2 separate regions of the Homo sapiens genome follow, and region 1 is linked to region 2. The links are chromatin loops, found by intact Hi-C in ENCODE. Cell type or tissue: mammary epithelial cell. All regions are shown on one strand. Links, peaks and the distances in the headings refer to the core of each region. The heading gives the core; the rest is flanking DNA. Region 1 overlaps CCDC85A (coiled-coil domain containing 85A). Region 2 overlaps CCDC85A (coiled-coil domain containing 85A).

Region 1 (2,926 bases), core at 192-2,691, 170 kb before region 2:
CCCAGCCTTTCTGCTTCAAATGTTCTCTTTCCAGACCTGGTAAAAAGATAAGCGTATCAATAATACCATCCTTTTGCTTGGGCATGGGCCTCTATCGTTCAGGGCATTTTGGTTTCAGAGAACTTCTAAAAATCAATGTAAACAACATCCTTAAACCAAATCATCTGAGCCATTTTCCATTGTTTAAATGTAAACAAAGTCCTGTTCTGGCCATATCTATTAAAAAACACACTTTTTTTTTTTTTATGAAAGTAGTTTTCTTTAAAAAATGGGATGGGGGCTACAATAGTATTTTGCCTGGAGTATACAGTGGGGGGAAATTCATCATTTAGGGATGAATGTTATACTTCAAACTAGCTTTGGGAGCCATGGACTACAAATCAACCAGAAAGATCAAGGCTTATATTTTATTTTGTTTTTGTGAAGCCACAAAGGTAACCAAGTGCCTGGTGAAGTTTACTTCCAACAGATGTTAAATAATTTTTCTAGACTGCAATAACAGAATGAAGCACCTCATTCTACTATATCTCATTTAGTACTATAAAATAAAAGGTTAGTTTTCTATGCGCTTAGCAGAATCAGACCAATATTTGGAGAATTATGAGGGTTCAATTTACATATACTCTCAGTCGACTAATACATTTTCACTGAACTATTTAAAAAAATATGCTACTGAGCCAAACAGGGAATTTAAAAAGAGAAAAATCTTACTAAAACTGGAAATGTGATTTCCAGATTAAGTGGCTTGTTTTCAAGCTACACATGATCACACAGTGCATGCATCACCTCTCAGTCAGTAGACAATTTTAAAGGGCAAAGGAGTACTTTTCTGAGCTTGTCTAGAGACATGATTTTCAAGACCACTGACCTAAACTCCTTTTATCATGAAATGTCCAGGGTACTTTTGTTCTTCTCTCCTGCATGCGGTTGCTCAACTTTCACCCCCAGATGTGGGGGAAAAAAACAAGAAAACTGTTTAGGAGGTGAAAAATTCTACTCCCATCCTCCCTCCCCAGACTTAGACATACAACTTTCTTTCATGTGTATGAACTTGTTTTCTACCCCCCAGTATAACTTTTTCTCTAGCAACAGAAGTCATCTGGTTATGCACAAGCAAATGCATCCAGCTGACTCATCTTCACTCACCGGGAGAGTAGGCAGGCATCGTCCTATTCCTCGGCACCCTTGCCACCACTGCAAGACCCGCCGGGCTCTGGACCCCCAGCCTTTCTCCATATTTGAGCTGTTTCTAGTTGGAGGTTGCCTTCTATTCTGGCTGGCCTTATATTTGGAACAATATGGTACAATCACTCAGAAAAATACTGTTTCCCAAGTCTCAAGAAAGCAGATAGAACATGAAGCTTAATGAGATGAACCACAATGACCACAATGGCAAGCTGTAACATGCACCTGTAGCTAGGGAAAAAATAAAAATAAAAACAATCTGAAGTCCTACATATTAGACCTAATCCTGATTTAAGTTTCTGGTAAACATATAACTACATTATAAATTCTATCAAAAAGTAGACGATAAAGTCAAAATTACAGAAAAAACTTGAAGGTATTTAAACAACTTTATTTTATGGGTTTTACCAGCATAAAATAATAATATGCTTTACCTGGATATTATACAGAAATAAACTACATAACTTCAGAACTTAACAAAAGTTATTTGAAATACAATTGGGAGCACTATGCCCTTTTGTTAAGAAGTGAAATTTGGGTATACATATTCAATAATACTGAGAAAATTAAAACTGCATCAAATTTTTAACAAAATTTCTGCATGTTGAAGAGAATGTAATGAGCTAAAAGGTCATCACTGCATTAAAATAAATATTTTACATAGAAAAATCTACATAATCATCAAACTTTGTATTCATAAGTTAACTAAATTTTTATGTATTTATTAGAACTAGAGGCATCACATAATTGAAAAGAAAAAAGTCCTTAATTTTAGCTTTTTCCATCACCAAACTGTATAATCCTATTAAAATGATCAGAAACAAAATGAACTTATTAGAACATGATTTCCTCTCCTGCCAACTTTCACAGAGACCTATAACTAAGAATATAATGTCCCAAGGAATAAGAAAATAATTTTAATAATTTAATAATTTTAATTATGGAAAATACGCAAAATGGTCCCAAAATTCTAGTGTCTAAATGTTGAGGTTGACTTTAGAAGACTGAAAATAAGAACATAAAATTTTAATTCTCATCAATTCATTTTTTTTGAAGTTAGCGGCCTATATCTGAATAGTACTGGTCCAATTTTCACTCTTCTCTAACTTTTGGAGGTTGAAAAAAGAAAATGCACCATGGTCTTAAGTGAAGTAAGAAAGAGAAGAAATAATGACCAGTAGTTGGTACTCACAAAACTCTTTTCTGAACCTATTAAATTGGCACCAGTGACCTATAAAAATAAGTCACACATACTCTACTTCTCACGTATAACAGAGGCAATTATATATTTGCACTTGGGTCATAATGATAATTTCATCATAGCAACATTAATTTGAACATTGCTCTTTTGATAATTAGTCCATGTGTAGTGTCTAATTTGTTTCCATCATCAAAAGAATTATCTCCAAAAATTTATAACATGATTCACAGCTTAATACTCACCTCCCACCCCAATCTGCATAATTCTATTTCTGAGATGATCATTAATGAGTAATGCAAATTTTATAATTATTTTTACAAATAAGGAGATCTAGTATCTGAATTTGATTATTTCCATAACATGCACCTCTCAGATCTTATCCTTTTTGGATTTAACAACTGAGTAAAACATATAGGCATTCTACTTTCATTCTTTCTTAATGTGTAGCAAGGCTAAATCCCAATTCCTCTCCATTGTAACAAAGCTTATCATCATACCCATGAAATCTAAGGTAGGATCTATGCCAACTTAGAAGCCAGC
Region 2 (2,926 bases), core at 312-2,811:
TGCCCTCTTGCCCTCTTGCCTCCCACCATGGGATGATGCAGCACAAAGGCCCTGGATAGATGTCATGCTCATGGACTTACCAGCCTCCAGAATCATGAGCCAAATAAACGTCTGTTCATTATTAATTATCCAGTCTGTGGTATTCTGGAATAGCAACACAAAATGAACTAACACATTGAAAAGAAATTTTAAAATAAAAACAAACTATTCAACTTGGAGTTCAATTTAAAATCCCAACAAGATTTTTTTAATGCTAATAGCCTTCCTTGTCCACTTAATCACAAGGTTTAAAGAATGATGAACATTTTATATTCCTATGTGTGTGAGAAACTAATGTTGCTATTAGAAAACATTCTTGGATTGTATTTCATTCCCTAGGTAATCTGGCCTTGACTCACTTTCCAAAATTATCTGCCACCACCTAACAAATACCTAAGCATAGACCTACTCATCTCCTCACTGTTCCTTTAACATAATTTTCTCATTTCCACCTCTACACTTTCTCTCTCAGACTTCCTCACCCCTCCTGCCAGCCTATCTAAATTCAACCATTCCTTAACAATCAACCTCACAACCAACCTTTGAGAAGCCATCCCTGACAACGGCAGCCAATGACCCATCTCCCAGGCTCACAGCACCAATTGCTAATTCTTTCCATTTTCTTGCTTAACCATACATCTTTATTGTTACTTACCTCCTTCCATGGACATGTCAGACCATGAACACCTCACATAATACCTACTACCATGCTGTACCCACATGGAATACACAATAAATATTTGTTGAATAAATGAGTATGTGTTTATTCTCAATCTCTCATCCACACATGGAACAGTGCAGAGATTTATACAAAGCAAATGAAATACGAACATAATTTGGTTTCCTACTACTACTCACATCCATGAGTCTTATCAGTTCATGCTTCCCCTTACTGCCATTTATGTTTCTTTTACCATGTTGTTTATCTCAGGACACACTCTGACTAGCCTTTAATTTGTTGTAATAAATCTCTATTATCCCTGACATTATTTAGCATGCATGGCTTCCTAATTAGTCAAGGCAATGATTTATAATGAAATTGCCATAGATTTTGCCCTTCCCTTCAGTTAATGCTACCTTCTCCATTTCTCTGAAGAGCCTTACTCCAAACTAGTTCAAATGTCAGCTGTAAAGTAATAGAAGTAAAGTGCCAAAGAAAGGAGAAAATGTCTGGTCTTTTCCAGGAAAAAATCATCAAAACCCATTTAAATGGGACATAACTAAAACATACGAAGAGCCTGGTGCCACTGTTTCATCATTAGATTACTCTCTTCCAAACTTTAGTTGATAAGCCACACTCTCCCATCTAGTACAAAGACAGTAAAGAGGCCTGAGAAAATCAGATCTACAATGGAGTGGAAAGGGAAATCCTTCTCTCTTTTCCAGAGCACCATCTTACTAAGCAACGTGGAGAACTATGTAAGAGACTAGACATAGAATGCACATGCTATACACATGGCCAGTCCATTTGTTGTCTGCCATCTGAGACCTGACCAAGCAAAAGAAAGCTACTATCCACAGATTTTGGAAGTATACAAATTACAAATCCCAAGTCACCTCTACTATAGCCTGTTTAGCTCCCCGTTTGCCGAGAGGTGTTCAGACTCATCACTGTGGTGCTTCAAAGAGGATGTGGTTTATTCTGATATTGCTAGATGAATTGCTGCAATCCTGACAGGCTTCTGACCAGGCACAGGAGTGCAGAGAGAAGGTAGAACAATGGTTCTTTATAGGTCATGCCATGCATGGTGAACTTTCCACCTACACACAGAATTCCTGTCCGAACAAACATATCCTCATTGCTCCATGTCAGAAGTCCAGGCCCAGATGCACAACTCCTGGAGGAAGTCAGGTGAGTGGCAGGTAGGGAGAAAAGCTGCCAGTCCAAGCCAATTAGACATACAGGTAGATTAATCTCCTTTCTTCCTTTCCTTGGAAGAGGAAGGGCAAGAAGCTGGAGGCAGCATGGACTGTGGTTTCCGGCTTCCTCACCCAAAACCTGCCTAAATAAAACTGAGTTAACACTGTGGCTTTTATGTTTATCAACATACAAACCTGTGTGAAATCAGACTTTCTATGATGGATGAGATTTAAAAAATAAGGTCTTAAAACATGTTCAGCACTATAAATGAACTTTGTTGCATTGTTGAATCTGAACACTTCATTATATGTCGTTATTATTCCAAAACAGTGAATAGACATTTAAGAATACAATGTTATCGGTATGTCTTTGGAGAAAAAGATTGCCCTTTAGTAAATGTATGTAATTTTTCACTGTGTTTAAAGGATCTTCTTCTATGAAATTATGATGTTAACAGATGATTATTTTACCATCTACACCTAATGAAGTAAAAAGTTGGCAATTCCAGGTTTACTCTCAGGTTTTATTTACCTGTGAAATCTAAATTCTGGTACTACTGACTCAGAAAAATTTCTATTCTAAGCCCCTTGCTTGATGGATAAATTATTTTGCCCACAGAGGTTGATGGTGTACTAAAGGCTACACAGCAAGAAAGTGGCAAAGCCAGTCCCGAATCTACTCCAGCTGGGTAGGCATGCCGTTATCCAGCCCTTTAGGAAGTTGGTGTATCACATCACTCTTTTTAAACTCCATGGGAATTTAAGTCAATTATTTTAAAGTGTTTTAAACACATTTTAAATAAATGTCATTTTTATTCATAATTAAAATAGAATTTATCTAAAGGGGGTTTATAAAATTGTTTTTCATTGCCGTAAAGCTGTAAATAAAGCTTAGATGCCACATGTCAGTTTAAGGTAACCACATATTACCTTAACATATGGGTGAAAGTCCACAGGGATACTCGAAATGTAAAAATAACTACATATGCCTTGCGAATAGAAATAATCAAACCAGCTTAGCTCCCTT

Evidence for each region. A loop is a pair of places that touch in the nucleus more often than their neighbours do. Peaks named below come from ENCODE experiments on the same cell type or tissue, not always from the same donor. Only the 100,000 strongest peaks of a DNase experiment are listed, where the experiment ranks them.
Region 1: a loop joins it to region 2, with 2.1 times the contacts of the local background. A loop is called at or near these places in 2 of 110 quality-filtered maps.

The regions. Positions count from the first base shown.
Region 1 is chr2:56,370,699-56,373,624 of GRCh38, reverse strand. It overlaps CCDC85A (coiled-coil domain containing 85A), which reads right to left. Exons shown (of 6, transcript NM_001080433.2): 4 at 1,147-1,281. Among named protein-coding and RNA genes, the nearest start is that of CCDC85A, 190 kb to the right of the region's middle. In mammary epithelial cell, for the core only: no CTCF peak of the experiment used is centred there; a DNase peak (open chromatin) is centred at 1,354.
Region 2 is chr2:56,203,606-56,206,531 of GRCh38, reverse strand. The region is part of intron 2 of CCDC85A (coiled-coil domain containing 85A); the gene reads right to left. Among named protein-coding and RNA genes, the nearest start is that of CCDC85A, 21 kb to the right of the region's middle. In mammary epithelial cell, for the core only: no CTCF peak of the experiment used is centred there; a DNase peak (open chromatin) is centred at 1,721; H3K27ac peaks cover 537 bases.